Regions from separate parts of the Homo sapiens genome. Here region 2 is linked to region 1. The links are chromatin loops, found by intact Hi-C in ENCODE. Cell type or tissue: Caco-2. All regions are shown on one strand. Each heading gives the region's core, and the rest is flanking DNA. Links, peaks and the distances in the headings are about the cores only.

The links. Hi-C counts contacts between places; a loop is a spot of excess contacts. Peaks named below come from ENCODE experiments on the same cell type or tissue, not always from the same donor. Only the 100,000 strongest peaks of a DNase experiment are listed, where the experiment ranks them.
Region 2: it touches region 1 in a loop (5-fold over the local background); 6 of 110 quality-filtered maps call a loop at or near these places.

What each region holds. Positions count from the first base shown.
Region 1 is chr6:73,366,820-73,382,095 of GRCh38, forward strand. OOEP-AS1 (OOEP antisense RNA 1) reads left to right here and starts at 2,885. Exons shown (of 2, transcript NR_174946.1): 1 at 2,885-3,266. OOEP (oocyte expressed protein) reads right to left here and starts at 3,078. Exons shown (of 3, transcript NM_001080507.3): 1 at 2,784-3,078; 2 at 2,387-2,566; 3 at 1,736-2,044. The coding sequence starts at 2,973. The coding sequence ends at 1,965. It also overlaps the pseudogene RPL39P3. In Caco-2, for the core only: no CTCF peak of the experiment used is centred there; a DNase peak (open chromatin) is centred at 8,582.
Region 2 is chr6:73,297,264-73,312,539 of GRCh38, forward strand. It overlaps C6orf147 (chromosome 6 open reading frame 147), which reads right to left and starts at 13,115. Exons shown (of 5, transcript NR_027005.4): 1 at 13,043-13,115; 2 at 12,289-12,465. LOC122539213 (KHDC1-KHDC1L) reads right to left here and starts at 12,896. Exons shown (of 7, transcript NR_173146.1): 1 at 12,289-12,896. It also overlaps a transcript of KHDC1 not described here and the pseudogene KHDC1-AS1. RefSeq lists enhancers at 10,125-10,752, 12,414-12,483, 13,004-13,263. In Caco-2, for the core only: CTCF peaks have their summits at 11,984 and 13,148 (motif pointing left); DNase peaks (open chromatin) are centred at 12,238, 12,648 and 12,938; H3K4me3 peaks cover 2,288 bases.

The DNA of each region.
Region 1 (15,276 bases), core at 4,147-12,146:
CACGCACCTGTAATCCCAGCTACTCAGGAGGCTGAGGCAAGAGAATCGTTTGAACCTGGGAGACGGAGGTTGCAGTAAGCCAAGATCGTGCAACTGCACTCCAGCCTGGGTGACAAAGCGAGACTCTGTCTCAAAAAATAAAATAAAATAAATAAATAAAAATAAAAATCCCACCAGGGCCAGGTGCAGTGGCTCACGCCTCTAATCCCACCACTTTGGGAGGCCAAGGCAGGAGAATCACCTGAGGTCAGGAGTTTGAGACCACCCTTGCAACATAGTGAAATCCCGTCTCTACTAAAAATACGAAAATTAGCCAGGTGTGTTGGCACATGCCAGTAATCCCAGATACTTGGGAGGCTGAGGCAGAAGAATTGCTTGAATACGGGAGGCGGAGGTTGTAGTGAGCCGAGATCACACCACTGCACTCCAGCCTGGGTAACAGAGCGAGACTCCATCTCAAAAATAAATAAAAATAAACAATAAAAATCTCACCAGGAAAGCTGGGCACGGTGGCTCACGCCTGTAATCCCAGCACTTTGGGAGGCTGAGGTGGACGGATCACGAGGTCAGGAGATGGAGACCATCCTGGCTAACACAATGAAACCCCGTCTCTACTAAAATACAAAAAAAAAATTAGCCGGGCATGGTGGCGGGCGCCTGCAGTCCCAGCTACTCGGGAGGCTGAGGCAGGAGAATGGGGTGAACCTGGGAGGCGGAGCGTACAGTGAGCCGAGATTGCGCCACTGCACCCCAGCCTGGGGGACAGAGCGACTCCATCTCAAAAAAAAAAAAAAAAAAAAAAAGGAATGAATAAAGAAAAATGTAAAACTGAAACAAAGAAAATATTCAACATCACCTCTAATCAAAAAAGCACAATTAAAGAGACTTGTGAGTTTAAAACGCTTGCAAAAGGCTAGAATACTTTATTGCCAAGGAGTGAATAAATTCCATGAGTCAAACCAATCCAAACTGTGCTTGAACCCACAGGGCTTTTGGCACCTTTCGCCCCAAAAATTCTACTTCCAGAAAGTGGGGCGGCAAGGATAGGAGCTGTTTTGCAGAGATTGGTAATTTCAGTACAACACGTAGTGGAAAAACAACCTGGCCCATGCCGGACACCCGTGCAGCCTCGCCTTGTAGAAAAAGGTAGACAGCCGGCTCCAAGGCAGGGCGCCATCCACGAGCCAAGGTGCCTGGGAACCCTGCTCTTCCGTGGTAAATCGAAAACTACCATTAATGAACGCTGACCGCCCAGGCTTGCTTCTTGCAACGTCATCCTCTGCCCAATGGATGCCCCACTCCAGGAAAACGCACAGCTGGTGCTCTTCGGGGGATCAATTACCAGCTTCAAAGTGAGAGCCTCAGATAAGCTGCTTTAGTAGTATGTGTGAGCTCATCAGAAATGAAATTTTAAGCCCCACCCCAAAAGTACTGAATCAGAATTCTCTGGAGAAGGAGCCAAGGAAATTGTGTTTTAACAAGCTCCCAAGGTGATTTCTTACAAGCTTTAAAGTTTGAGGACCAATTATGTAAAAACAAAACAGATCACCATTTGTGAGGTTATCTGCCCCTGCATATCCGCTCCCTGTGGGTGAGGGCCTCTCTCTGACCAGAAAATCATAAAAGGATTAGGAGTTTCAAAATGATGGGAATTCAGGAAAAAAAAACAAAAACAAAAACCTACAAAACTATCACCTGCCCACCCTTCATATCAAAACATGAGTGGGAGTCAATCTTTTATAAATTTGCTTTATTATAAGTGTGTGAAGATCTTAATGCTTTTGGCAAAATAGCCATTTCTTTATTAGAATAGTTCAAACTCACTCTTGCAACAAAATAAACCACAATCCATCAAGACACAGGAAAAAGGAATACGGGGATTTAAGAATGCTATACTTGCTTTTCTTCAACTTTAGCAGCAAAAGTTAGAAAGTTAAGATGTTCCCAACAGTAACTATGTTGTCTTAAGCAACAGGATCCTGGGGAGAGTGGGGGTCTGATGCATGGGCCTTCAAGTTCTTCTCAAGGTGTTTCATCTTCTCAGCTGGAAGAGAAGCAGTTGATACTAACCATGGACAGGGACAAGTGTTTGCTGTTTCGAACTACTCCGTGACTGGGAGTTGGGGAGGAGAGAAAGATCTGCGATAGTGCTGTAACCCAGGTGAGGCTGACTTGGGCAGTGATGGGTCTGAATCTATCAGATCTCTGCTGACTTTCCCAAGGTCCTACCCCAGGATCCCCTCCCAACAAACTTCGTACAGCTAGCTCCCTGGGGTCTGGAAACCAAGAAATTTTGAGAAGGTTAAGGGAGGATGGAAGGAAACCGAGCAAGGCCAGTATGGTCACTCGTGGCTTCCTCCACATGCAGGTTCTCAAAGACCCTCACCTCGGGCACGATGTTCTCGGTGAAACCATGCCAGGCACAGGAGCATGCTCTTCACCCGATTCTGTACACGGGGCCGCCCGAAAACGGTGATTTCGACTAGGTTCCCTGAGTCCACTATGTCCACTGTCAGCAGGGCCTGGCTCGTCCACTCCATTTCTGGAATTATGGCTCGGTCTGGGCCTAAACAAGTAAGGAAAAACTCTGAGGGGCTGCACGGTGGCAGGTTAGAAGCTGGATTTGAAGGGAATGTTGGCCAGGGAAGGGAAGAACTGGAAGGTGGGCATCACTGCAACACTCCTGGCTTGCGAATCTGGGAAAGAGACTGTAGAGAGCTGCTCTGCCAAGCCTCTCTCAGACTGGAGGTGGACAGCCCACTAGCACACCTGGGGTCGCTCACCAAAGAGCTCGTCTGCCAGCCATGCCTCTAGGTAGAACACCAAAGGGTCTCTCAGTTCCTGCACCGGAAACCACCAGGGCCGGATGCGAATCTGTGGCGGCGGAAGTGGTAACCTACGCAGCTGCTCCAGGGAGTGGGCCGGAGTCTGTTTGCCCCGCTGGGACTCAGCGGCACCAGCATCATCGACCATACTGGGACCAGCAGCCGCGGAGCGCGCTCGAGGCGGCTTTCGCAAGACCTCTTCCAGACCCAGGCGCGAAGCTCGGGCTCTCTTTTACCATATTCGACCCGCTCCGCCCCTTCCGGCGGCGCCTCGCACCGCGTCGGGGTGAGCGGGTGCAAGCGACGCCCCGGCATAGCGGCACCATTGGACACTTCCTGCGCTGCTTCAATCGCCGGGATTGCCTCTTTGACCTTGAACTAGTATTCATTTGGCCTCCTGTTGGGTCTCCAATGCTCTCCTTCGTCATCTCTGCTCGTAAGGTATGCTTAGCCTGAAAGTCCTCTGCCCACCTTATAGCTGATTAACAGTGTGAGTTTGAATTGACGACTCTATTAATAGACTGGGAATCACCTTTGCTGGCTAGGTTAAGGTTTCATCGTTGCCTCCCAAAGATAGGTATATCGGACCCAGGGCAGGCTTGTTCAATGTGTCAGTTTTCTCTGTTCTGCTCCCTGTTGTTATCTTCTGACTCTCCGGATGGTTACCATTTTTAAATCATTCAAGCAAGTGTGTCATGTTTTAAACAACACGTCAGAGGTGGTCTTATAGAACATGTAGCAAGTTAGACAATTTTCCTTTATTTCCAGTATCCTAAGACAACCATTATCGATGGACATTTTTTCCCAATGTTTGTAATTTTAATTAAAAATTTGGATTATGAAAGGTTTCACACATCCAAAAAAGTAATATAACACGGCCATGTACCCTCCCCGAGTTTAACAGATGTTGACATTTCCCCACATTTGCCTCACTCCTCTGTTTTTAAAACAGATATTACTCAAGCATCTTTCCTTTCCTTCTCCAGAGGAAATCATCCTGAAGCTAGTGTGTATATATCATCCCCATGCATGTCCTTACACATTTTCTACTATATTTGTAGAAATATTGTTTGGTTGTTTCAGAATAGTATCTGCTGAATATACTATTTCGTTCTTACAATTAACTATGTGTTTGTTTTAAAACTTCTATTTTTCTGAGATAGGTCTCACTCTCTTGCCTAGGCTGGAATGCAGTGGCACGATCTCGGTTCACTGAAGCCTCGACCTCCCAGGCCTAAGCGACCCTCCCATCTCAGCCTCCTGAGTAGCTGAGACCACAGGCACCTGCCACCACACCCAGCTATTTTCCAGCTCTTTTTGTTGTTGTTGTTGTTTGTCTGTTTGTAGAGACAGGGTCCCACTATGTTGCCAGGCTGGTTTTGAACTCCTAGGCTCAAGCAGTCCTCTCACTTTGGCCTCCCAAAGTGCTGGGATTACAGGCGTGAGCCACCACAGCCAGCATAGAAGAAAAAACTCAAAATAGTGAAAAGCATGTTCCAGACTCCACATGATCATCTAGGACTGTGTGGAGGTTCCAGTTTTCTGCCCCTGATCCCACCCCCTCTCACCCTCAATGGTTTCTGAGAAAACTTGACTATCAGGTGTGCAGGGCATACTTACAGGAAAACAAGATTTAGCTATGGCTCTGATGCAATAAACATTTAAAACCTTAACCTGGCCAGGCAAGGTGGCTCATGCCTATAATCCCAGCACTTCGGGAGGCCAAGGCAGGAGGATCACTTGAGGTCAGGAGTTTGAGACCAGCCTGACCAACATGGAGAAAACCGGTCTCTACTAAAAATACAAAAATTAGATGGGTGTGGGCCAGACACGGTCACTCATGCCTGTAATCCCAGCACTTTGGGAGGCTGAGGCGGGCAGATCACCTGAGGTCGGGAGTTCGAGACCAGCCTGACCAACATGGAGAAACCTAGTCTGTACTAAAAATACAAAAGATTAGCCGGACATGGTGGTGCATGCCTATAATCCCAGCTACTCAGGAGGCTGAGGCAGGAGAATCACTTGAACCCAGGAGGCGGAGGTTGTCGTGAGCCAAGATCACACCATTGCACTCCAGCCTGGACAACAAGAGCAAAACTCTGTCTCAAAAATAAAAAAAAATAAAAATAAAAAAATTTGGCCAGTGTGTGGTGGTTACCTGCAATCCCAGCTACTCGAAAGGATGAGGCAGGAGAATTGCTTGAACCCCAGAGGCAGAGGTTGCAGTGAGCCAAAATGGCACCACTACACTCCAGCCTGGGCTACAGAGTGAGACTCCATCTCAAAAAACAAACAAAAACCCCTTAACCTAATCAAGGCCAGATATTGTGGCTCGTGCCTGTAATCCCAGCCCTTTAGGAGGTGGAGGCTAGCAGATCGCTTAAGCCAAGGGGTTTGAGGGTGCAGTGAGCCATGATCACACCACTGCACTCCTGCTTGGGTGACAGAGCGAGACCCTAAAAATAAACCTAAAAAAATTAAAGCCTTAATCTAATCATGAGACGCACTTACATTACTGTAGACAAAGAATATTTTACCCAGCATGTATAGAATTTTAACAGCTTCTTTAGGGGGACTGTGGTGATCTGAGCCACACAGGAATAAGTTAACTTCTCTCAAATTCCACTTCCTGGTGTGGAAAAGATGGCACCCCATTATCTTGTGGGGATCTTCTGCCATAAACCCCACATAAATCCCCAGCATGCTGGACACCGTGAAGCAGTTAGTCTCAGATACAACTCAGTCTCAGGTGTAGCCCAACAGTGGCTAGTTCAGTTATTTCTTCCTCAAGGAAGAAATGATCCTGTGGGATTACTGCTCTCCCCTGAGGAAAGAACCTCCCTGCTCAGTGAGAGGCCAGAATCTGATTCGCAAGTGTTGGTTTCGCATCTCTCAGCTTTGGGGAGACCGATAGGCCTTTGCACCTGAGCCTGCCAAAACAGGAGGGCTATTGTGCAAGAAAACCTTTTGGGAGCTCAGTCAGTCACGTGGGCCTCCTTGGAAGCCTGGGGACAAGTGGGCAGTTTTCCCGAGTGCATGGAAGCCAACACCAGAGACTGAGGTGGAGAGATGCACTGAGCCAACTTGGCTGGGTTAATAGAACACTTTTCCCGCCATCTGGGTTAGCTTCTTGGGGTGCCAGGGATCCTGCAGTGGGCCTGACGCCAGCCCGAGATCAAAATGGGAAAGCGGCCAGAGCAAACTGACGTTTCACAGAGCTCTTAAGGGCCGGAAGATTCTTTCTCACCTTCTCTTTTTCTTTCCTTTTTTTTTTTTTTTTTTTTAAAAACGAAAGGCCTCACATATTTATTACTGAATCCAGCCAACCAACGTGTTCATAACAGATTCAGAGAGGAAAACACGTCGAAATCTCCAGATAGTGGTGACATTTTCAGCTTGATATGGTAACATGATCGTGACCTTCAGACAGCATAAATATGTGTGCCATCTCATGTGCAATTCCTTATAGACCCAGCTTGGTTCTTCTCCAATGTCTCCTTTTGGAGTTGTACCTGATTTTATTTCCAGTTTTCATCCGAATCCACTGGGGAATGGGACGATTTTGCTTTTGTTTCTTGGCCAGGAATCGCTTAATCCTGAAAGTCTTGTGAGAAGACATGGCGAGCAGCGGAGTCAAGAACACACCACGATGGCGGAGAAAGGAAGAGGGCTCCTTCTCTTCTTTTGTTTTCTTTTTTGAGACAGGGTCTCACTCTGTCACCCAGGCTAGAGTGCAGTGGCACGATCTCAGCTCACTGGGTAGCTGAGGCAGGTGCATGCCATCACACCCACTGTAGAGACAGAGGTCTCCCTATGTTGCCCAGGCTGGTCTCGAACTCCTGGGCTCAAGCAGTCCTCCTGCCTTGGCCTCCCAAAATGTTGGACTACAGGCATGAGCCACTGCAACTGGCCAGGGCCAGAAGATTTTAAGTATGCAATTATTTTTTATTTATTTATTTATTTAGAGACGGAGTTTTGCTCTTTTGCTCAGGCTGGAGTGCAATGGCGAATCTTGGCTCACTGCAACCTCCGCCTCCTGGGTTCAAGTGATTCTCCTGCCTAGGCCTCCCAAGTAGCTGGGATTACAGGCATGCACCACCACACCCAGCTAATTTTGTATTTTTACTAGAGGTGGAGTTTCACCATGTTGTCCAGGCTGGTCTCGAACTCCTGACCTCAGGTGATCTACCCACCTCGGCCTCCCAAAGTGCTGAGATTATAGCCTTGAGCCACTGCGCTTTGCCAAAAATATATTTTTTAAATATATTTTTAAAATATATATACATGCCTGTAATCCCATCACTGGGAGGCTGAGGCGGGAGGATCACTTGAGCTTAGGAGTTTGAGACCACCCTGGGCAACATAGAGAGGACCTGTCTCTACAAAAAATAAAATAATTAGCTGGTTGTGGTGACATGCGCCTGTAGTCCCAGCTACTCGGGAAGCTGAGGAAGGATAGCCTGAGTGCACAAGGTCGAGGCTGCAGTGAGCTATGATTGCACCACTGCACTCTAGCCTGGGTGACAGAGACCCCATCTCTAAAAAAATAAAATAAAGATAACGTACAATTTTATGTATTTTTTTAATGGAGGAAAGGGGCTCCATTAAAAGTACCTGGAGTCTATGAAAGTCGTAATGCCTGGCTGCCTTCATCCAGTGATGTGGAACCCCAGAGGCCCCAGTATGACTAGGCCCTTTCCAGGACCCACTCCCATGTGTTTGCCCAGCTTTCCACTTCTGTGGTACAGAGCCAATCAGATCTACAGGACCAAAACTTGAAGCCAATCCCAATCCTACCAGCAACAAATGATGATGGTTGCAGAGATGGTAAAGAAGGCTTAGATTCCAGGCCTGCCCCCAGCCCTGAAATTGTAGTCAAACACATACTTCTCCTTTCACCTTACCTTCTCTGTATATTTGCCTGTGTGATCATAGTCTGGAGTTTTTTGTTTTTGTTTTTTGAGATGTGGTTTCACCATATTGTCCAAGCTGGTCTGGAACTCCTAGGCTCCAGCAACCCTCCTGCCTTGGTCTCCCAAAGTGCTGGGATTACGACATGAGCCGTGCCCAGCCTAGCCTGGAGTTTTTACTGGAACTATTAAAATATGTCTCCTAATCGTTGTTTTGATTTACTGATGGGGGAAGGGAGACTGATCTCATACTTAACTATTTATTTACTTATTTATTTATTTATTTTTGAGACAGAGTCTCGCTCTTGTCGCCCAGGCTGGAGTGCAGTGGCGGGATCTTGGCCCACTGCAACCTCCACCTCCCAGGTTCAAGCTATTCTCCTGCCACAGCCTCCTGAGCAGCTGGGATTACAGGCTCCTGCCATCCATTCCCGGCTAATTTTTGTACTTTTAGTAGAGACGGGGTTTCGCCATGTTGGCCAGGCTGGTCTCAAACTCCTGACCTCAGGTGATCCACCCACTTCAGCCTCCCAAAGTGCTGGGATTACAGGCATGAGCCACCACACCCAGCCAACTCTTCTTTTAAAAAACAGACTTTCTTTGCTGACATACTTGAGTAGCTTTGGTTGTATTTAAGGTGAAGCTGAGCTTTCTAACCATTTCTAGAATCCCCTCCAAGGCACCTCTTTACTAAGAGAACTAACCTTTTCCCAGCTGAGAGAACAGAAAGTAAAAATTAGATTAGTGAGCCTAGAGGGATGGCTCAGGCCTGTAATCCCAGCACTGTGGGAGATAGGAGGACTGCCTGAGGCCAGGAGTTGGAGACCAGCCTGGGCAGCATAAGGAGGCCCTGTTTCTACAAAAAAATTAAAAATTAACCCGGTGTGGTGTCTCATGCCTTGTAGTCCCAACTACTCTGGGAGCTGCAGGCAGGAGGATCCCTTTAGTCAAGGAGTCAGAGGCTGCAATGAGCTATGATGGCACCATTGCACTCCAGCCTGGACTCTCTTTTCCTTATATATAAAACATATATATGCTTATATATAATATATATAGCTTATATATTATATACAGTATATATTTATATAAAATTAAGTTTTATATAACTATATCCTGAGAGAAAAGAGAAATCTGCCATCATTTATAGCAGGTTGAGACAGACACAGATAAAACCAGCTGCAAAACTAAATTTCTCCCAAAGACATGCTGCAGCTGTAAATTGTCATAATGATCTCCCTTTTTTTTTTTTTTTTTTGAGATGGAGTCTCACTCTGTTGCATAGGCTGGAGTGCAGTGGCACGATCTCTGTTCACTGCAACCTCTGCCTCCCAGGTTCAAGTGATTCTCCTGCCTCAGCCTCCCGAGTAGCTGGGATTACAGGCACCCGCCACCACGGCCAGGTGAATTTTTGTAAAGACGGGGTTTTACCATGTTGGCCAGGCCGGTCTCGAACTCTTGACCTCAAGTAATCCACCCACCTCAGCCTCCAAAAGTGTTGTGATTACAGGTGTGAGCCACCGCACCCAGCCGATCTCCCATTTTTGAATGACTATTATGTTCTTACTCAGTGAGAAACATTATTCTCTAAAATTACAGACTATCAGAAAATGTACTATTTAAATTTATTTATCAGTAACAATGAAACATCCATTCTTGCCTGGAGGATCTAAGTCACTTTATTTATTTTTTAATTTTGTTTTTCTTTTTTCGTTTGTTTTTCTAAGTCACTTTGATACAGAGAAACAGCCTTAATTGACAACTCAGTCGCAGCTGTTTTGGACAAGGGGTTGTTTTTTTTTTTTTTTTTTTTTTTTTTTTGAATACAACATTCCACATCTATCTCAATTAAGGACCCTGGGTTCACTTCACTGTCAAGATCTGATGCTGATCCTTATACATACAGCCCAACGAAACATGATTTTATTTATTTATTTATTTATTTGAGACGGAGTCTGTTGCTCAGGCTGGAGTGCAATGGCAAGATCTCAGCTTACTGCAACCTCCACCTCCCGAGTTCAAGCAATTCTCCTGCCTCAGCCTCCAGAGTAGCTGGGATTACAGGCGCCCACCACCAAGCCTGGCTGATTTTTGTGGTTTTTGTTTGTTTGTTTGTTTGAGATGGAGTCTCACTCTGTCACCCAGGCTGGAGTGCACTGGTGCGATCTCGGCTCACCGCAACCTCCACCTCCCAGGTTCAAGCGATTCTCCTGCCTCAGCCTCCCAAGTAGCTGGGATTACTGGTGCCTGCCACCATGCCTGGCTAATTTTTGTATTTTTAGTAGAGAAGAGGTTTCACCATTTTGGCCAGGCTGGTCTCGAACTCCTGACCTCAGGTGATCCACCCGCTTTGGCCTCCCAAAGTGCTGAGATTACAGGCGTGAGCCACTGCACCCAGCCCATGATTTTATTTCTCTCTTCCTCTCTTCCCTAAAATTGTAAAAAAATTTATTGTTGGTGAGATGCCCTATGGTTCTTTGGCTACATCCTTATATAATTGTGTTTTACCATTAGACTTCCATTTTCTTTCATTGTGCCATTGCCAGTTAACACAATTAGCTAGACATATGTGGTCTTATTACCATGGGAGAGAGAAACTGACTACAATCTTAAGCCAGCCTTGGTGTAAACTTTAAAGGCACATCCAAGGAAGTTTCTAGAGCTGTTCTATTTGCTGAAAATATAATCCTGTGAAAACTGTAAAGATGAGACACAAACTGGAGCCAAAACCTCAAGACCCCTTTTAAATGTAGGCAGCATGTTTTGCTTCAGCTGAGAGAGAACTATAGGGCTCTGCTCACAAAGCAATAGGGGTGAGTAGTTTCTGGGACGGCTTTATTATCTGCCTCAGGAGTAGATAAACAACCTGCTCATGCATGCAAGTCACCACACCTCGAACTTTCTCAAGTTCTCGTGAATATACCATTTCTACTTTATGAGTGAACTGTGCTATGCAACTTCCTCTCTACTCAAATGTTTCTCTGATATCACCCAAGATGTGATAGGTATTTGTGGCCTCAAAATTAACTCATGTAAGTGAGTTTGTTGGGTCTGGTTTTGAACAACATACTGTAAAAAGCCAGCAATATTTTTATGTATTTATTTATATTTACTTGTATTGATTCATTCATTCATTGACAGAGTCTTACTCTGTCACCTAGACGGGAGTGCAGTGGCATAATCACAGCTCACTGTAGCCTCGACCGTCTGGACTCAAGCAATTCTCCTGCCTCAGTCTCCTGAGGAGCTGGAACTACAGGTGAGTGCAACCACACCTAGCTAATATTTTTTAAAATTATGTTTTGTAGAAACAAGTTCTTGCTATGTTGCCAAGGTTGGTCTTGAACTCTTGGCCGCAAGCGAGCCTTCTACCTTGGCCTTCCTGAAGTGCTAGGATTATGGGTGTGAGCCACCACCGCACCTACAACCTATAGCTGTACCAGGCAGCTTTCAAGTTAAAAACCTGAGTTTTCACCAAGTAACCCTATTTAATTTATGCCAAATGCTCCAGCCTGCATATATTATTGTTACAAATTCTTCTTCTTCTTCTATTTTTTTTTCTTTTTTTTGAGATAGTATCTCACTCTGACACCCAGATTGGAGTGCAGTGGCATGATCTTGGCTCACCACAACCTCCACTTCCAGGGCTCAAGCGATCCTCCCACCTCAGCCTCTAGAGTAGCTGGGATGACAGGTGTGTGCACCATGCCCAGCTAATGTTTTTGTATTTTGTTGTAAAGATGGGGTTTCTTCATGTTGGCCAGGCTGGTCTTGAACTCCTGAGCTCGAGCAATCCACCCACCTCAGCCTCCCAAAATGCTGGGATTATAGGCCTGAGCCACTGGGCCGAGCTACAAACTCTAAGATCATCTGAGCCAGCAGTTCTCAAATGTTTGGGTCCCCCTGCTCTTAAAAATCATTGAGGCCAGGCATGGTGGCTCATGCCTGATCACACCACTGTACTCCAGCCAAGGTGACAGAATGAAACTCCAACTCAGAAAGAAAATCTATATATATATGTTGAGTACCAGCAGGGCGCAGTGGCTCAGGCCTGTAATCCCAGCACTTTGGGTGGCCAAGGCAAGTGGATCCCTTGAGGTCAGGAGTTTGAGACCAGCCTGGCCAACATGATGAAACCCCATCTCTACTAAAAAATCCAAAAATTAGCCGAGCGTGGTGACATATGCCTGTGGTCCCAGCTACTTGGGAGGCTGAGGTAGGAGAATTGCTTGAGCCCAGGAGGTGGAGTTTAAAGTGGGCCGAGATTTCACCACTGCACTCCAGCCAGCCTGGGCAACAGAGCCAGATACTGTCTCCAGAAAAAAAAAAAAAATTATTGATTACCCTAAAGAGCTTTTGTTTTGTAAGGTATAGATACTGATATTTACTATATTAGAAATTCAAACTTTGAGAAACCTAATTCAATGACTATAACTCACGTTAACATGGATAACCTTTTAATGAAAAATGATTATGATTATGATTATTATTTTTTGAGACAGGGTCTCTGTCACCCAGGCTGGAGTGCAGTGGCATGATCTCGGCTCACTGCAACCTCTACCTCCAGGGTTCAAGCAATTATCCTGCCTCAGCCTCCTGAGTAGCTGGGATTACAGGCGTGCGCCACCACGTCCAGCTAATTTTTATGCTTTTGTAGAGACAGGGTTTCACCATGTTGTCCAGGCTGGTCTCAAACTCCTGGGCTCAAGCAATCCTCCTGCCTCAGCCTCCCAAAGTGCTAGGATTATAGGTGTGAGCCACCATGCCTGGCCTGAAAAATAATTTGTTTCTCAAAACAAATTCAGTGGCCTGGCCAGGCATGGTGGCTCACGCCTGTAATCCCAGCACTTTGGAGGCCAAGGCGGGTGGATCACTTGAGGTTAGAAGTTTGAGACCAACCTGGCCAACATGGTGAAACCTAGTCTCTACTAAAAATACAAAATTAGCCGGGCATGGTAGTGTGCACCTGTAATCCCAGTTAGGAGGCTGAGGCAGGAGAATCGCTTGAACCCAGGAGGTGGAGGTTGCAGTGAGTCAAGATTGTGCCACTGCACTCCACTCTGGGCAACAGAGTGAGACTCTATCTCAAAAAAAAAAAAAAAAAAAAAAAGTGGCCTTATTTTACATGTTTGTAAATCTGTTTAATGTCTGGCCTAATAGACAACAGCTGGTTTCTCATATCTTTTTTTGTTTTTTAATGGTTTTTAAAAATTGAGACAGGGTTTTGCTATGTTGCCCAACCTGGTCTTAAACTCCAGAGCTCTGAGCTCAAGCAGTCTGCCCACTTCCAACTCTGAAAGTGCTGGGATTACAGGCATCAGCCACCATGCCCAGCCTCATATCCTATTCCAAATTAAATCTGTTGCAATATGTTGTTTTGACTGAAGAAAATCCAGCCTCACACAGATATTTAGATAATTGTGGACACTATTCTTTCTACTATACCAACACTCAGCAAACGGTAGCTTCTTACACTTTGAATGGCTTTTTTATTCGTGCATGATTTTGTAACATCACTCATTAGTCGTTAGGAAAATATTGGTTTATTGAAATATTTAATTTTCCAAATACTGACTCATTTCATTATACAGTATAATAAAAAATCACATTGATTAGTACCACCACCAATCTCATCAGAAAAATGTAATAATTGGGAAGGTGTCAAGACAGTGGTGATACAAGTTTTCCAAAATTCTTTTTTTTTTTTTTTTTTTGAGACAGGGTCTCGCTCTGTTGCCCAGGCTGGAGTGTGGTGGTGCAATCTCCACTCACTGCAACCTCTGTCTCCTGGGCTTAAGCGATTCTCTCATCTCAGCCTCCTGAGCAGTTATTGAAATGCACCAATAACAATGCTAATGAGTGTTCATAGTAGTGTTTTTCAACATGGAAATAAACAGAAATGACCAAATGTCTATCTATAATAGAATGGATAAATTGCGGCAGATCCATACAATGAAATGTTATATACCATTGAAAATTAATAAACTACTCCCAACATGAGTGAGCTAAAAGACACTATAGGATTCCATTTATATAAAGTTCAGAAAGTAAGCAAGTTTGATGTGGGTGGTTGTTACATCACTATTACTTTGAAATTTTCTTGAGCGTCACACTTAATGATTTATATAATTTTTAGTAAGCAGATTAAACTTTGAGTTGTTTTTTGTTTTTAAAGAGGACTTTAGAGATCTAGACACCAAATATGATTAGTCTCAACAGATTGTGATTTATCTACACATTAGAAACTATATGGTAGAGAGGCTAGAGAAGATGAAGTAAGTTGAGTCACATTTGGATGTTGATTAATACAATCAAGGCCAGGCACAGTGGCTCACGCTTGTAATCCCAGCACTTTGGGAGGTCTAGGCGGGTGAATCACTTGGGGTTAGGAGTTCGAGACCAGCCTGGCCAACGTGACTAAACCCTATCTCTACTAAAAATAATAATAATAAAAAAATTTAGCTAGGCGTGGTGGCGGGCACCTGTAATCCCAGCTCCTTTGGAGGCTGAGGCAGGAGAATTGCTTGAACCCAGGAGGTGGAGGTTGCAGTGGACCAAGATTGCACCATTGCACTCCAGCCTGGACAACAAGAGTGAAACTCCATTTCAAAAAGAAGAAAAAGTCAAAAAGATGAAACAAAACAAAAAAGTGTTAAAAAAAAAAAAAAAAAAAAAAAGAAGAAGAAAAAGAAGAAGATGGAGTAAGTTCCAGAACATAAAAATAGCAGTGAATGAGAAGGGAGGTGGATAGGCCCAAGTTCACTCACAAGATTTGGAATTCAGGCTACTTGGATTTCAGGCTGAGTCTTTGAGGTATGCCTTCAGGCACCAGAGAGCTTCACTCTGGATACCTAGAGTAGCCCGGAGGAAGAGCTGAAGGCCAAGACCATATGTTGGCAAATCTCAAAATTGAAAGCTAGTTGAAGAAAAGGTGTTTTAGGTGGGGAAGGAAAGGTTGAGAAAGTTAGTCCTCACTTTGCCAAAAACTGCAGTGTTCCAGTAAAGCAGGAACAGACACTACTTTGCATAGGACTAAAGGTAAGCATGGGCTGAGGAATTCAGGATGGCCAGTACACTCTTCTTGGTAGCCTGAATGTCCAGGGAAAGAGGTGGGCCGGCGTGGGGGGACAATTAATATAAAAAACCAGGCTGGGCGCGGTGGCTCACACCTGTAATCCTAGCACTTTGGAAGGCTGAGGTGGGTGGATCACTTGAAGTCAGGAGTTCGAGACCAGCCTGGCCGACATGGCGAAACCCATGTCTACTAAAAAGGCAAAAATTAGCCGGGAGTGGTGGCACCGTGCCTGTAAACCCAGCTACTTGGGAGGCTGAGGCTGGAGAATCACTTGAACCCGGGAGGCAGAGGTTGCAGTGAACTGAGACTGTGCCACTGTATTCCAGCCTGGGTGATACAGTGAGACTCTGTCTCAAAAACAAAACAAAACAAACAAAAAACAAAGGATTGTAACTTTGGGTTTTTGTTTTTGTTTTTCTTTTTGGTTTGTTTTATTTTTGAGATAGGGATTTGCTCTGTCACTCAGGCT
Region 2 (15,276 bases), core at 7,277-15,276, 66 kb before region 1:
TTTAATAATGTATCTTGAGGATTGTTGCATTTGGCACTTCATCTAAATACAAATTATTTTTTCTCCCACTAAAATATAGATTTCATGATGATGAGCACTTATCTTTTCACTGCTTTTTATTTTTAAATGTGTTTTTCTGTTGTTTCATGAATATTTAGTTTGTATGCTATCTTTTGCCTTTGTCAGTAATGCTGTTGCAATCAATATCCTTGTACACGTCAATTCTTACAAGTAGGAGTATAAATACAGGATGAAATTCCAAACGTAGATTTGCTGTGTCAAGGGGTGTGTACCTTTCCAATTGATAAGGTATTGCCAAATGTCTTCCCATTGAGGTTGAACCAATTTATATACTCACTAGCCTTGTTGCTAACATTATAACACAAGAAGCATTAAAATTGATTTTTGAACAAAATCAATGTATATGCTTTTAAGTGTTCTTTCTTTTTAAAAAATCATTATTGGAAAATGCAAGCAGGAATACATGGCAAGCAGAGCCCATGCAATGGCCAGAATTCCTACAGCAGAAATGACTTCAACATTTGTTTATAAAGATTTTCTCCAAATGATTTGTTGAAATAACTTGAGTCTTCAAGGTTTAATTTTCCAAATGTTGGCTCAAACCTGCACTGAAATTCTGGCCTACGGTGTCCTAGCAAAAATCTCCCTTTGCAAGATGCTGAGGTATATTGGCAAAACCGCAGATCACATGACTCCGGGAGTTTGAGACCAGCCTCGCCAACATGGTGAAATCCTGTCTCTACTAAAAATACTAAAATTAGCCGGGCATGGTGGGGCATGCCCGTATTCCCAGCTACTCAGGAGGCTGAGACAGAAGAATCCTTGAACCTGGGAGGCAGAGGTTGCAGTGAAGGTGACAAAACGAGACTCTGTCTAAAAAAAAAAGTAGAGGTCAAGGCAATCATTCCTAGGGACCAGGTAGAACCCAACTGGAGAGGAAGATGACACAATTCAACATGCTATGGAGGAGGGAGAGTAGGTTTTATCCAGGATCACATGGGACAAATGCAAGGACAGGCTCAAGTTTCCCACATGCAGCATTTCTCAATCCCATTTTCCTTGGCAAGAGTTCTTCCCATTACTAGGCTATTCCAATATAGACTAAGCTGTTGCCCTGGAAGGACTCTATACTTTGCAAATTTTTTTTTTTTTTTTTTTTTTTTTTTTTTGAGACAGAGTCTTGCTCTGTCACCCAGGCTGGAGTGCAGTGTCGCAATCTTGGCTCACAGCAACCTCCGCCTCCCGGGTTCAAGCAATTCTCCTGCCTCAGCCTCCCGAGTAGCTGGGATTACAGGCACCCGCCACCACACTCGGCTAATTTTTGTATTTTTAGTACAGACGGGGTTTCACCATGTCCGTCAGGGTCAGGATCACCTGACCTCAGGTGACCCACCTGCCTCGGCCTTGCAAAGTGCTGGGATTACAGGCTTGAGCCACTACGCCCGGCCTGTAAACTTTTAAGATGTTATTAGAGACAGGATTCCGCTCTGTCACCCAGTCTGGAATGCAGTGGTACAATCATAGCTCACTGCAGCCTCCAACTACTTAGCTCAAGCGATCCTCCCGCCTCAGCCTCTCAAGTAGCTAGGATTATATGGAGGAGCCACAGCCTGGGAAATTTCTAAGTAAACATATACTATTACACTCCTTACGGGGAGGAAGAGGAGGAGTGTGGGATGTCGAAGACAGAGGATGCAACTTGTAGAGAGTAAGTGAATGAAGGGGGAATTCCGGCAAGGAATTGCCGACTTGAGGCTGACTTCATCTTTCAGGGTCCACGAGGCTGGTGTCAGACCTATTGGGAGACCCTCTGCGTTAGTGAGAAAAACGGCAAGAAATGGGAGCACGCGGAAACCTCCAAGACTAGAGCCACCAGATGCCACCGACAGCACGCAGCTGGACCAGCACGGGGGAGGGCCTTCGTGGGTCGAGAGCTCGCTCGGGAGATAGTTGGTGCTTTTCTTTCAGGAGAAGAATCCCTGGCGGAGTCTGACCGTTCTCTGGCGCACAGCCCCGGGGGTGGGCACAGCAGCCGCCCCTGCTGAAGGGACTGACGCCTCCGACGACCAGCAGCCAAGTTAAACGCACTGTTCCGTGAGCAGCTTTGTTGGAGACAGCGCGGTTCACATTCTCTTCCAACGGAGCCGCTGACTGCGGAGCTGGGAGGGGACGTGACAGAACCCAGCCATCCAACGTCCCCCCACCCCTCCCCAGCTGGGACCTCCGGCTGCTTCCGGGCTGCGCTGGGTGGCGTCAAGGAGCCGCCCCTCTGGGCCGCGTCCCTCCCTCACGCCCTGCACACTGGCCCTGTGTGGCCGGCGGGGCGCCTAAAAGGGCGGAAGGATGCAGGGGCGGAGGGGGCTCGGGATTGCACGCCTAGCTCAGACCCCCCAGCCAGGACCCCTCGCGCTGTTGGACACGCCAGCCTCCCGACCCTGCGGCTCCTACGGGAGGTGACAAGGACCCTGCCAACCTGGCCTGAATGGCCCAGTTTGATACAGATCAGGTTTTCAATGAATGAGACCGCGGTGTGGTCTAGGCGGAGGGATGAGAGGAGGGGATTCTGCTGGGATAAGTGGGGGCGGGGTAAGGAGGGGATTCTTTTCCTGGGCTGAGGAGAACGCAGGGACAAAGTACACAGGGGTAGTTGAGTGAGCAGGTGAGGCCCTAGGCTGGTTCCCCACCTTCTCAGGATCGGAGCCACTCACTTCCTGGTACTCTCTGCAGTCTCCTGGCGTTAAATAACATCCCTTTGCTGGAGACTCTGGATTCACATCCATAATCGCAGCCTCCCCTACTCATCCCCTCACGCTTCCCATGAACTAACCTTGAAGGACCCGACCAGAGCCCTGACCTCCGTCCCACACACCTGCTACATGGAAGGTGTTCTCCACATCAGTTCAAGGCAGTGTCACTCTTCAGGATGTTCAGGCTCTAAACCTTGGACTCCTCCTCCAGATTTCTCTCTCCTTCCTTCTCCTTGTCTCTCCCTTGCACTTACGGTTCACTTTTCCTTCGTAGCTTTGTAGCTCATTCCCCCTTCCACTTTCCACACCACCTTCTGGTCTGTTAATTAAATATTACCTGGTTTCCACTGACACCTTCCCTGGGTTCCCAATTGAAAATCACAACATCATCCTCCTCCTCTGCTTTTTTTCTCCAAATTATATCCTCACCCAATTATGTGTTATTCTCATTAATCTTGCTTAATTAATTAGCAGACATTATTAATGCCTGTTTCCCCTATCACCACCACTAGACTATGAACTCCTAAGGACTCCTTCCTTCCACCACTGTTGTACTCGCTTCACCTAGAACTGCTTGGCACATACAATGTGCTCCATAAATATTTGTTGAATGAAAGACTAGACACAACTTAGGATTCACTCCCCCATGTGGCATCCATAAGCCCTGTATGCAGGTAAAATGTCAGTGGGTTGACTAAATACTGGAAGTGGAAAAAACTTCACCTCTTTGGTTTGCAGTTGTCTAGGATATTTAGGCCAATGGAAAATCCAGTTTTCCTTAGAATTAAGCCAGTGCCGCCAGACTTGCCAGTTTACCATGCTTGTCTGACTGGTCCTCAGCATGGGTCATACGTGTCCAATGAATTCAAACAAAATCTTGAGAAGACACGAACCTTGCCCTTCGGCTGGGCGCGGTGGCTCACGCCTGTAATCCCAGCACTTTGGGAGGCCGAGGCAGGCGGATCACGAGGTCAGGAGATCGAGACCATCCTGGCTAACATGGTGAAACCCCGTCTCTACTAAAAATACAAAAAATTAGCCGAGCGTGGTGGCGGGCGCCTGTAGTCCCAGCTACTCAGGAGGCTGAGGCAGGAGAATGGCGTGAACCCGGGAGGCGGAGCTTGCAGTGAGTGAGCCGAGATCGCACCCCTGCACTCCAGCCTGGGCGACAGAGCGAGACTCCGTAAAAAAACAAAAAAAAAACCTTGCCCTTCATTCCCCATTTCTATCATAATCTACACAGAGTTTTGAACAGGCATTTTAAAATCAACAATATATTATTTACAATTTTGTTAGTATACATAACTCTAACTCACTGTTAAAAATCACCTGTCTTTATATCCATTAAATGACACTTGCATATGCTCCAATTTTTCACTAATGATTTCGAGAGCATTCTGGGACACAGGTGTCTGGACCTTTCATAAGTAAACAGAATTCCTAGCGACGGAATTGTGTATGCAGTATGGAAACACCTTATAATATACTGTCCTGGATATTGTAAAGGTGAACCAACATTCTGTTAAATTTAGAGCAAGTTGCAGAAAACTATATGATACTTAATTCTGTGCTATATGTATAATGGTTTCTTAGGGTTTTTTAAATTTTTTTTTTCTTAGAGACAGTGTCTCACTCTCTTGCCCAGTCTGGAGTACAGTGGCACAATCACAGCTCACTGCAGCCTCGACCTCCTAGGCTCAAGTGATACTCCCACCTCACCTCCCAAGTAGCTGGGACTACAGGCATGTGCCACCATGTCCAGCTAACTTTTTTTTTTATATAAGAGAGAGGGACCCCACTACGTTGCCCAGGTTAGTCTTGAACTCCTGGGCTCAAGCAATCCTGCCTCAGCCTCCCAAAGTGCTGGCACTACAGGCATCAGCCACTGCACCCTGTCTGCTGCCATATATAATGTACATTTTAAGAACTCTATATAGATTCATTTATGTATATGTTTAGAAAAAAATTCTGGAATGGGCTGGGTGCAGTGGCTCACACCTGTAATTCCAGCACTTTGGGAGGCCGAGGTGGGCAGATCATGAGGTCAGGAGTTTGAGACCAGCCTGACCAACTGGTGAAACCCCACCTCTACTAAAAAAATACAAAAATTAACTGGACATGGTGGCACACACCTGTAATCCCGGCTACTCAGGAGGCTGGGGCAGGAGGATCACTTGAAGCCAGGAGGTGGAGGTTGTGGTGAGCCGAGATCGTGCCATTGCACTCCAGCCTGAGCAACAGAGCGAGACTCTGTCTCAAAAAAATAGATAAAAGAAAAGAAAAGAAAATCTGGAATGAATCAAAATACAGTCATGCATCATTTAACAGGGATTCATTCTGAAAAATGCACTGTTAGGAGATTTCATAGTTGTGCAAACATTATAGAGTGTACTTACACAAACCTAGATTGTATAGCCTACTATACACCCAAGCTATATGGTAAAAGCTTATTACCCCTAGGCTACAAACCTGTATGGCATATTATACAACTGAATCCTGTAGGCAACTGTAATACAATGGGTAGTACTGTACCTTTTATAGGACTGGCAGTGCAGTAGGTTTGTTTACACAAGCATCATGCCAAACACTTCATGTGTTGTGCTGTCACCATTCTGATGGTTACGACGCCACTGTTATAGGAATTTTTCAGTTCTATTATAGTCTGATGGGACCATTATTGTATTTGAGGCCCATCATTGACTGAAATGTCATTATGTGATATAGATATATGAGATACTATTCAGCCTAAAAAGATGGAAATCTGGCCGGGCGCGGTGGCTCATGCCTGTAATCCCAGCACTTTGGGAGGCCGAGGTGTGCCGATCACATGAGGACAGGAGTTTGAGACCAGCCTAGCCAACATAGTGAAACCCGGTCTCTACTAAAAATACAAAAATTAGCTGGGTGTGATGGCGCACGCCTGTAATCCCAGCTACTCTGGAGGCTGAAGCACAAGAATTGCTTGAACCCAAGAGGCAGAGGTTGCAGTGAGTCGACATTGTGCCACTGCACTCCAGCCTGGGCAACAGAGTGAGACTCTGCCCCAAAAATAAAAATAAAAAGATGGAAATCCTGTCATTTTCGGTGACATGGATAAACTTGGAGGATATTATGTTAAGTGAAATAAACCAGGCACAGAAAGAAAAATATCTCATGCTTTCACCTATGTGTGGAATGTACAGAAGTTGAACTCATAGAGAATAAAATGGTGGTTACAAGAGATTTGGGGGTGGGGGGATTCAGGAGCCATTGGTGAAGAAACAACAGCTGTTCCATGAAGGTTCCCATTGATAAATGCAGAAGGAATGAGAGAGAGAGAGAGAAAATCACCACTGGACCACAGTAATCATTGCCTCAGGCAAAATTGACCCCTGATGCTAAAACTCACGGGTGATGGTTTAGGCAGAAACAAGATATTTGCATAGTCTGAAGTATCTCCTCCACAATATTTAGTAATACAAATGGAAGAACCACAAGTTTTCAGTAAAGAACACAAGCAATTTCCTAGCCAAGTGATCAAAATTAACATCACCTGTCCTGAAATACGATGCACTGAGAAGGGCACATGATCACATCATTTTGTAGCATCCTTCTCAATAATGTATAGCTTCAGTCTAATCCTGAGAAAACATCAGACAAACCCAAACTGAGATGCATTCTAGAAAATAGCTGATATTCTTCAGAAGTTCCAAGGTCATGAAAGACAGGATAGACTAAGAAACTGTGAAAGATGAGACAAGACCAAGGACATAGGACAACTAAACATGATGTGGGATTCTGAATTGTATCCTAGAACAGAAAAACTAAAATCATGAAAAAAATGGTGAAATGCAAATAATTTCTTGGTTTTGAAAATTATTTTGTGGGCTGGGCACGGTGGCTCACACCTGTAATCCTAAAACTTTGGGAGGCCAAGGTGGGTGGATCACCTGAGGTCAAGAGCTCGAAACCAGCCTGGCCAACGTGGGGAAACCCCTTCTCTACTAAAAATACAAAACTTAGCCAGGCGTGGTGGCAGGCATCTGTAATCCCAGCTGCTCGGGAGGCTGATGCATGACAATCGCTTGAACCCAGGAGGCGGAGGTTGCAGTGAGCCAAGATCATGCCACTGCACACCAGCCTAGGTGACAGAGCAAGACTCCATCTCAAAAAAAAAAGAAAAAAAATTGTTCTACGGTTAGGTAAGATGCTAACATAAGTAGAAGCTGTGTAGTGGGTGTATTGAAACACTGTGATTTTTGAAATTCTTTTGAAAGTCTAAAATCTCAAAATTAAAAATGAAAAAAGTAAAGGTACAATGTATAAAATATCCTGCCACACATTAAAATACATACATATACATACATATAAAATATGCATATATTACATAAAATTTATTTGGGTAGAGCTGGAAGACTGAGAGCCATGAATGGGAGAGGCTTTTCATGTTTTATTTTTATAAATATATGTAATAGAGGCGGGGTCTCACTATGTTGCCCAGGCTGGTCTTGAACTCCTGGGCTCCAGAGATCTCTCCCACCTTGGTCTCCCAAAGTACTAGGATGACAGGCGTGAGCCACTGCGCCAGCCACTTTTGTTCACATACCCTTTTATATCTTCTGAATTTGCTACAATGACATATATTACATACTTTAAAACAAAAATTAAGTAAAATCAAAGAAAAGGTTGGCAACATAATGAGTGGATTGCTAGACTTAGCCTAATAATTGGCTCAGGTTTCACAGAACTGGACTGTGAAACAAGGTCCAGTTTCCTTTCTGAATCTATCAGTCACCAACATAGCTGGTCTGGGATGCGTTTTCTTTGGAGGTCTTTGAAAACTACTAAAACCCAAAGTATCAAGATATATCCTGGTAATATTTTTGCAATTCTGGGAACATATATAACAAATTGCATCCCATTCCAGTATTAAAATAAGTATAGAAGCCAGATGCAGTGCTTCACACTTGTAATCCAAGCACTTTGGGAGGCTGAGGTGGGCAGATCACCTGAGGTCAGGGGTTCAAGACCAGCCTGGCCAATATGGTGAAACTTCATCTATACTAAAAATACAAAAATTAGCTGGGCATGGTGGCAGACTCCTGTAATCTCAGCTTCTCGGGAGGCTGAGGCACGAAAATTGCTTGAACCTGGGAAGCAGAGGTTGCAGTGAGCCAAGATTGCGCTACTGCACTCCAGCCTGCCTAAGTGACAGAGCAAGACTCCATCTCAAAAATATATATATAATATAAAAAATATAGAGAGAGATAATAAAGAAACAAATTTGAAGTCATGGAATTCGCCTTTCTTAAACTGGTTTCAATGAAACTGTTATCTATTTTGTATTCACTACAATCATAAGGAGACAACATAGCATAAGAGCCAAGATTCAAACCTCAACTTTTCCATTTACTGGATGAGTGACTTTAGATAAGTTTTTTAGTTTCTCTGTGTCTGAAATTCAAGGCAGTAATCAGAGAACCAATCTCATGGGCTTCTTTGAATATTGAAGAAGAGCACACATCCAAAACAGAAAGGACCTGGCACTTGAGCAAGCCCTCAAAGGTTAACAAATAAATTTTTAAGATATTCTAGCTACTTTTAAAAGTTTTTAGCATTTAAGAGAATATAATATATTGGATTTTGATTTAATTATTATTATTTTTTGAGACATAGTCTCACTCTGTCACCCAGGCTGGAGTGCAGTGGCACGATCTTGGCTCACTGCAACCTCCACCTCCTGGGTTCAAGTGATTCTCCTGCCTCAGGTTCCCAAGTAGCTGGGATTACAGGAGCCCGCCACCACACCCCGCTAATTTTTGTATTTTTAGTAGAGACGGGGTTCACCATGTTGGCCAGGATGGTCTTGAACTCCTGACCTCAAGTGATCTGCCCACCTTGGCCTCCCAAAGTGATGGAATTACAGGTGTGAGCCACCACGCCTGGCCTCTGATTATTTTTAAATTGAGCAAATTATATTTTTAAGTCTGTAAGTTTTGGGTTATTAGTTATGAAAGCAGGTACATATGCATTTAGTGTTTTTATTGCGGAAATGTTAATTAGTAGTCATAAATTAAGTAATCAGGGATTAAACAAAATGAGTATTCTTTATCTTCAACCAGAATGAATCTTTCCATATAGCTCCCTGAATCCTCACCCTTCCTGCCTCCTGCTCCTACTTATACTCCTCCTTCTACCAGAAACTGCTCCCCTCCACCAGAGCTCTAAATCACAACCCCTCTGCTTTCACTGGGGCTTGGAGGCTGCTACCTCTAGACTCTCCCTCCCACTGCATCAACTCTGCCCTCCCTCACCCGACACCCCGAGTAATTAAGCTCCCTCTTCCCCCAGCCTCTCCGTTCCCAGCTATTTCCCCATCCCAACAAAAATTACCCAGGTTTTCCCATCCAGGAGCATCAGTTCTGCTTACTAAAAACGTCCACTAAACATATTCCACATGCATCCCCATTTAAATTTTTCAACTCACTCCAACCTGGTTTCTGAGAATCTCACTCCTGCAACTGAACTGCTTGTGCTAAAGCTAGCAGTGAGCCCTGTGGTTCACAAACCAAGGAGCTATTTCATGCCCTCATCTGACTGGACTGCTGGACAGAATTCCCCAGAATAGATAATACCCTCCTTCTAGCTTGGGGTGGGGGTTGGTGCCCCGGGGCAGTGGGGGTGGGAGTTGAAGACTATTTAGAAAATTTTCACTTAGCTGGGCGTGGTGGCTCATGCCTGCAATCCCAACACTTTGGGAGGCCGAGGCAGGCAGATCACGAGGTCAAGAGATCGAGACCATCCTGGCCAACACGGTGAAACCCCGTCTCTACTAAAAATACAAAAAAATTAGCCAGGTGTGGTGGCGCACGCCTGTAGTCCCAGCTACTCAGGAGACTGAGGCAGGAGAATCGCTTGAACCCAGGAGGCAGAGATGGCAGTGAGTTGAGATTGTGCCACTGCACTCCAGCCTGGGTGACAGACCAGGAAGAAAGAGAGAAAATAAAACTTTCACTTAAACCCCCAAACACTGTGAGAAGACACAACTACCTTTTGAAAATGTTTTTCCTTTTACCCTGGAAAGAACACTGATCAACACTAAACTAATGTAAATTATTTATTATATAACCATTAGAGCAGCCGGGCAAGGTGGCTCATGCCTGTAATCCCAGCACCCAGGAGGCTGAGGCGGGTGGATCACGAGGTTAGGAGTTCAAGACCAGCCTGGACAAGATGGTGAAACCCCGTCTCTATTAAAAATATAAAAATTAGCCAGGCGTGATGCCGGGCGCCTGTAATCCCAGCTACTCGGGAGGCTGGCAGAGAATTGCTTGAACCCGGGAGGCGGAGGTTGCAATGAGCCGAGATCAGGCCACTGCACTCCAGCCTGGCGACAGAGCGAGACCCTGTCTCACAATAAATAAATAAATTAATTAATTAATTAAATAAAATCATTAGAGCATTATTTAAAAGCTGGAGTTTGCAATTACTTAAACCATTACAGATTTAAGAACAATTGCCCACACACACATCCATTTCCCTGTCCTCATCTTTCATGGCACAAACAGAACTGGGGTCTTGGCCTCTTGATCCCCAGGCCAGCAGGCTTTCCGCAAGCAACGCCGTCCCTGCCTGAGATTCCCTCAGGCCCCAGCCTTAAACGGAGTGCCCAGAGGCCCATGAAGAACCGTGCAACCGCCTGGCTCGTGCTCTGGCTAAAAAGAGAGCAGCTGATCATATGCATGCCTTGTGGAGATGACCCTAGAGCTCTGATTTTTCAACAGCATGCATCCACATCACCTGGAGGTCTTCTTAAAACACGGGTCTCTGTGCCTCACCCCCAGAGTTTCTGATTCTGTGGATGTGGGGTAGGCGACAGAGTTTGTTGTTGTTGTTTGTTTGTTTTTGAGACAGAGTCTCGCTCTGTCGCCCAGGCTGGAGTGCAGTAATGGTGCAATCCCTGCTTACTGCAACCTCTGCCTCCCGGGCTCAAGCGATTCTCCTGCCTCAGCCTCCCGAGTAGCTGGGATTACAGGCACCGCACCACCAGGCCCAGCTAATTTTTTTTTTTTTTTTTTTTTTGAGACAGAGTCTGGCTCAGTTGCCCAGACTGGAGTGCAGTGACGCGATCACGGCTCACTGCAAGTTCCGCCTCCTGGGTTCACACTATTCTCCTGCCTCAGCCTCCCGAGTAGCTGGGACTACAGGTGCCTGCCACCACGCCCGGCTAATTTTTTGTATTTTTAGTAGAGACAGGGTTTCACCGTGTTAGCCAGGGTGGTCTTGATCCCCTGACCTCATGATCCGCCCTCCTCGGCCTCCCGAAGTGCTGGGATTACAGGCGTGAGCCACCACGCCCTGCTGCAATTTTTGTATTTTTAGTAGAGATGGGGTTTCACTATGTTGACCAGGCTGGTCTTGAGCTCCTGACCTCGGGTGATCCACCTGCCTCAGCCTCCCAAAGTGTTGGGATTACAGGAGTGAACCACCGCGTCCGGCTTTTTTTTTTTTCTTTTTGGACAGGGTCTCACTCCGATTGCCCAGGCTGGAGTGCAGTGTCACGATTTTGGCTCACTGCAGCCTCGACCTCCCCGGGCTCAGGTGATCCTCCCGAGTAGCTGGAACTTCAGATGGGTGCCACATAGCCCAGCTAATTTTTCATATTTTTTTGTAGAGACGGGGTTTCACCATATTGCCCAGGCTGTGACTTCTGGGCTCAAGCGATCCTCCCACCTCGGCCTCCCAAAGTACTGGGATTGCAGGTGTCAGCCACCGCACCCGGTAGAGTTTTTTGCTGTTGTTTTTTGTTGGTTTGTTTTTTGTTTTTTTGTTTTTTCTTGAGACGGAGTCTCGCTCTGTTGCCCAGCCTGGAGAGCAGTGGCGCCATCTCGGCTCACTCCAACCTCCTTCTCCCAGGATCAAGCGATTCTCCTGCCTCCGCCTCCCTAGTACCTGGGATTACAGGCACGCGCGCCAGGCTAATTTTTGTATTTTTAGTAGAGATGGGTTTCACCATGTTGGCCAGGCGGGTCTGAAACTCCTGACCTCAAGTGATGGGCCTTGGCCTCCCAAAGTGCAGGGATTACAGGCGTGAGCCAACGCGCCTGGCAGTTTGCATTTTTAAGGAGTTCTCAGGTGATGCTGATTCTGCTGATCGCGGGACTCCGCTTTGAGATCAGCTCTCCTAGGGTATCTAAGTGACGGGGCAGACCCGCAAAAGAGATTTAGTGGAAGATGGCCCCCTAGAGGAGCTGGCCTGGGATTCCTGGGACTTCTAAACCTACAGTGCACAAATGTCCTAGATTTTCCACCTTTGGTTGCTTCTAGCCACAATCTTCCTTCCCAACCACATCTTGCCCTTTCTACTCACAAACCAGGAGGCACACCCAGGGTTTTTTTTAACATGGTGATTTGCAGAACTGTCCTAGGCCTTCAGACTAAGGAGCTGGAGTGATCCTGAAAGATCCCGGAAGCGAAACTCGCCTTTCCGGGCACCTGGGTGAAGGAAGCTTTTCCTACCAGGGCCCCTAAAGCCACTCACCTCGATTTCTGCGGATCCAAAGGTGGAAAGACACTGTCCCGATCAGGAGCATCGCAAGGGTCTGGAGAAAGGGCCATCCATAAATGAAGATCAGGACTCCGTATTCTGAGACTGTTTCAATCACAAATAAGACTCGGAACAGCCTCTGGAAGGCCGACAGCATTTCGCGTTTCTGGCCTGGGAAAGTAAGGGTGCGCTAAGGCACGAGTAGTACAGCTCCTCCCGCCACCGCAGAGCCCGCCGGCGGGAAGAGACCAGACACCGACGGAGAAGCGAAGTTCAGGACGCGAAGGAAAGGGCCACTTCGGGTCGGGGTCAACCCAGACTGGACCAATGCACAGTCTAGGTGGATTAACGCGCCACCGCGAGAAGTGGGCACGGGACCACATGCGGCTGGCAAGACGTCCCAGGGCTCAAGCTCCAGGCTCGGTCACCAAACAACGGTGATAACATCCACAACGCCACGTAAACCATCTTTGGGCCTTGATCGTTTTCCAATAACCGACTGAACTGAGGGCGTGACCAAACGACAAGAACCGGAGGAGAGGACCCGGAGAACGGAGCAGCATCCCGCCGCCCGCCTCCAGGAAAGCCCGAGGCACTGTAGCAGGAGGGTCTGGGCTCCGCGCCTTAATTACACCGCCCTGGACCCGCCTCTTCCGCCGCTCGCTCCTCTGACCGGCACCCGAAGGTGCTGTCCCGCCCACGGACTCGCTCACACTCCGTTTCTTCGATCCTTTAGACGACTTTTTACCGTTCAGGGATGCTCTCCGTTACCGCCTCTGCCATTTGGTTGCCCTCCCTGCGGTCCAAGGGCCTGGAACACTCCCCAGGGCTGCCAGGCCAGCGCTTTCCAGGGGCTCCAGCCTACAGCGCCGCCACCTGGGGCTGGAGCCAGAAACGCAGGGGCCGGGGGCTCACCGGCTGCCAAGTAGAGGGCGTCGAAAATGGGGCTGGGTGTGTAAGAATGCTTGTGATTTTTGCACACTGATTTTGTATCCCGAGACTTTGCTGAAGTTGCTTATCAGCCTAAGGAGATTTCGGGCTGAGAAGATGAGGTTTTCTAAATATACAATCATGTCATCTGCAAACGGACAATTTGACTTCCTCTTTTCCTAATTGAATATTCTTTATTTCTTTCTCCTGCCTGATTGCCCTGGCCAGAACTTCCAACACTATGTTGAATAGCAGTGGTGAGAGAGGACATCCCTGTCTTGTGCCAGTTTTCTAAGGGAATGCTTCCAGTTTTTGCCTATTCAGTACGATATTGGCTGTGGGTTTGTCATAAACAGCTGTTATTATTTTTAGATACGTCCCATCAATACCTAATTTATTGAGTGTTTTTAGCATGAAGCGCTGTTGAATTTTGTCAAAGGCCTTTTCTGCATCTATTGAGATAATCATGTGGTTTTTTTTCTTTGGTTCTGTTTATATGATGGATTATGTTTATTGATTTGCATATGTTGAACCAGCCTTGCATCCCAGGGATGAAGCCCACTTGATCATGGTGGATAAGCTTTTTGATGTGCTGCTGGATTTGGTTTGCCAGTATTTTATTGAGGATTTTTGCATCGATGTTCATCAGGGATATTGGTCTAAAATTCTCTTTTTTTGTTGTGTCTCTGCCAGGCTTTGGTATCAGGATGATGCTGGCCTCATAAAATGAGTTAGGGAGGATTCCCTCTTTTTCTATTGATTGGAATAGTTTCAGAAGGACTAGTACCAGCTCTTCCTTGTACCTCTGGTAGAATTCGGCTGTGAATCCTTCTGGTCCTGGACTTTTTTGGTTGGTAGGCTATTAATTATTGGCTCAATTTCAGAGCCTGTTATTGGTCTATTCAGGGATTCAGTTTTTTCCTGGTTTAGTCTTGGGAGGGTGTATGTGTCCAGGAATTTATCCATTTCTTCTCGATTTTCTAGTTTATTTGCATAGAGGTGTTTATAATATTCTCTGATGGTAGTTTGTATTTCTGTGGGATCAGTGGTGATATCCCCTTTATCATTTTTTATTGCGTCTATTTGATTCTTCTCTCTTTTCTTCTTTATTAGTCTTGCTAGCTATCAATTTTGTTGATCTTTTCAAAAAAGCAGCTCCTGGATTCATTGATTTTTTGAAGGGTTTTTGTGTCTCTATCTCCTTCAGTTCTGCTCTGATCTTAGTTATTTATTGCCTTCTGCTAGCTTTTGAATGTGTTTGCTCTTGCTTCTCTAGTTTTTTTAATTGTGATGTTAGGGTGTCAATTTTAGATCTTTCCTGCTTTCTCTTGTGGGTATTTAGTGCTATAAATTTCCCTCTACACACTGCTTTAAATGTGTCCCAGAGATTCTGGTATGTTGTGTCTTTGTTCTCATTGGTTTCAAATAACATCTTTATTTCTGCCTTCATTTCATTATGTACCCAGTAGTCATTCAGGGGCAGGTTGTTCAGTTTCCATGTAGTTGAGCAGTTATGAGTGAGTTTCTTAATCCTGAGTTCCAGTTTGATTGCACTGTGGTCTGAGAGACAGTTTGTTATAATTTCTGTTCTTTTACATTTGCTGAGGAGTGCTTTACTTCCAACTATGTGGTCAATTTTGGAATAAGTGCGGTGTGGTGCTGAGAAGAATGTATATTATGTTGATTTGGGGTGGAGAGTTCTGTAGACGTCTGTTAGGTCTGCTTGGTGCAGAGCTGAGTTCAATTCCTGGATATCTTTTTTAACTTTCTGTCTCATTGATCTGTCTAATGTTGACAGTGGGGTGTTAAATTCTCCCATTATTATTGTGTGGGAGTCTAAGTCTCTTTGTAGGTCTCTAAGGACTTGCTTTATGAATCTGGGTACTCCTGTATTGGGTGCATATATATTTAGGATAGTTAGCTCTTCTTGTTGAATTGATCCCTTTACCATTATGTAGTGGCCTTCTTTGTCTCTTTTGATCTTTGTTGGTTTAAAGTCTGTTTTATCAGAGACTAGAAATGCAACCCCTGCCTTTTTTTGTTTTCCATTTG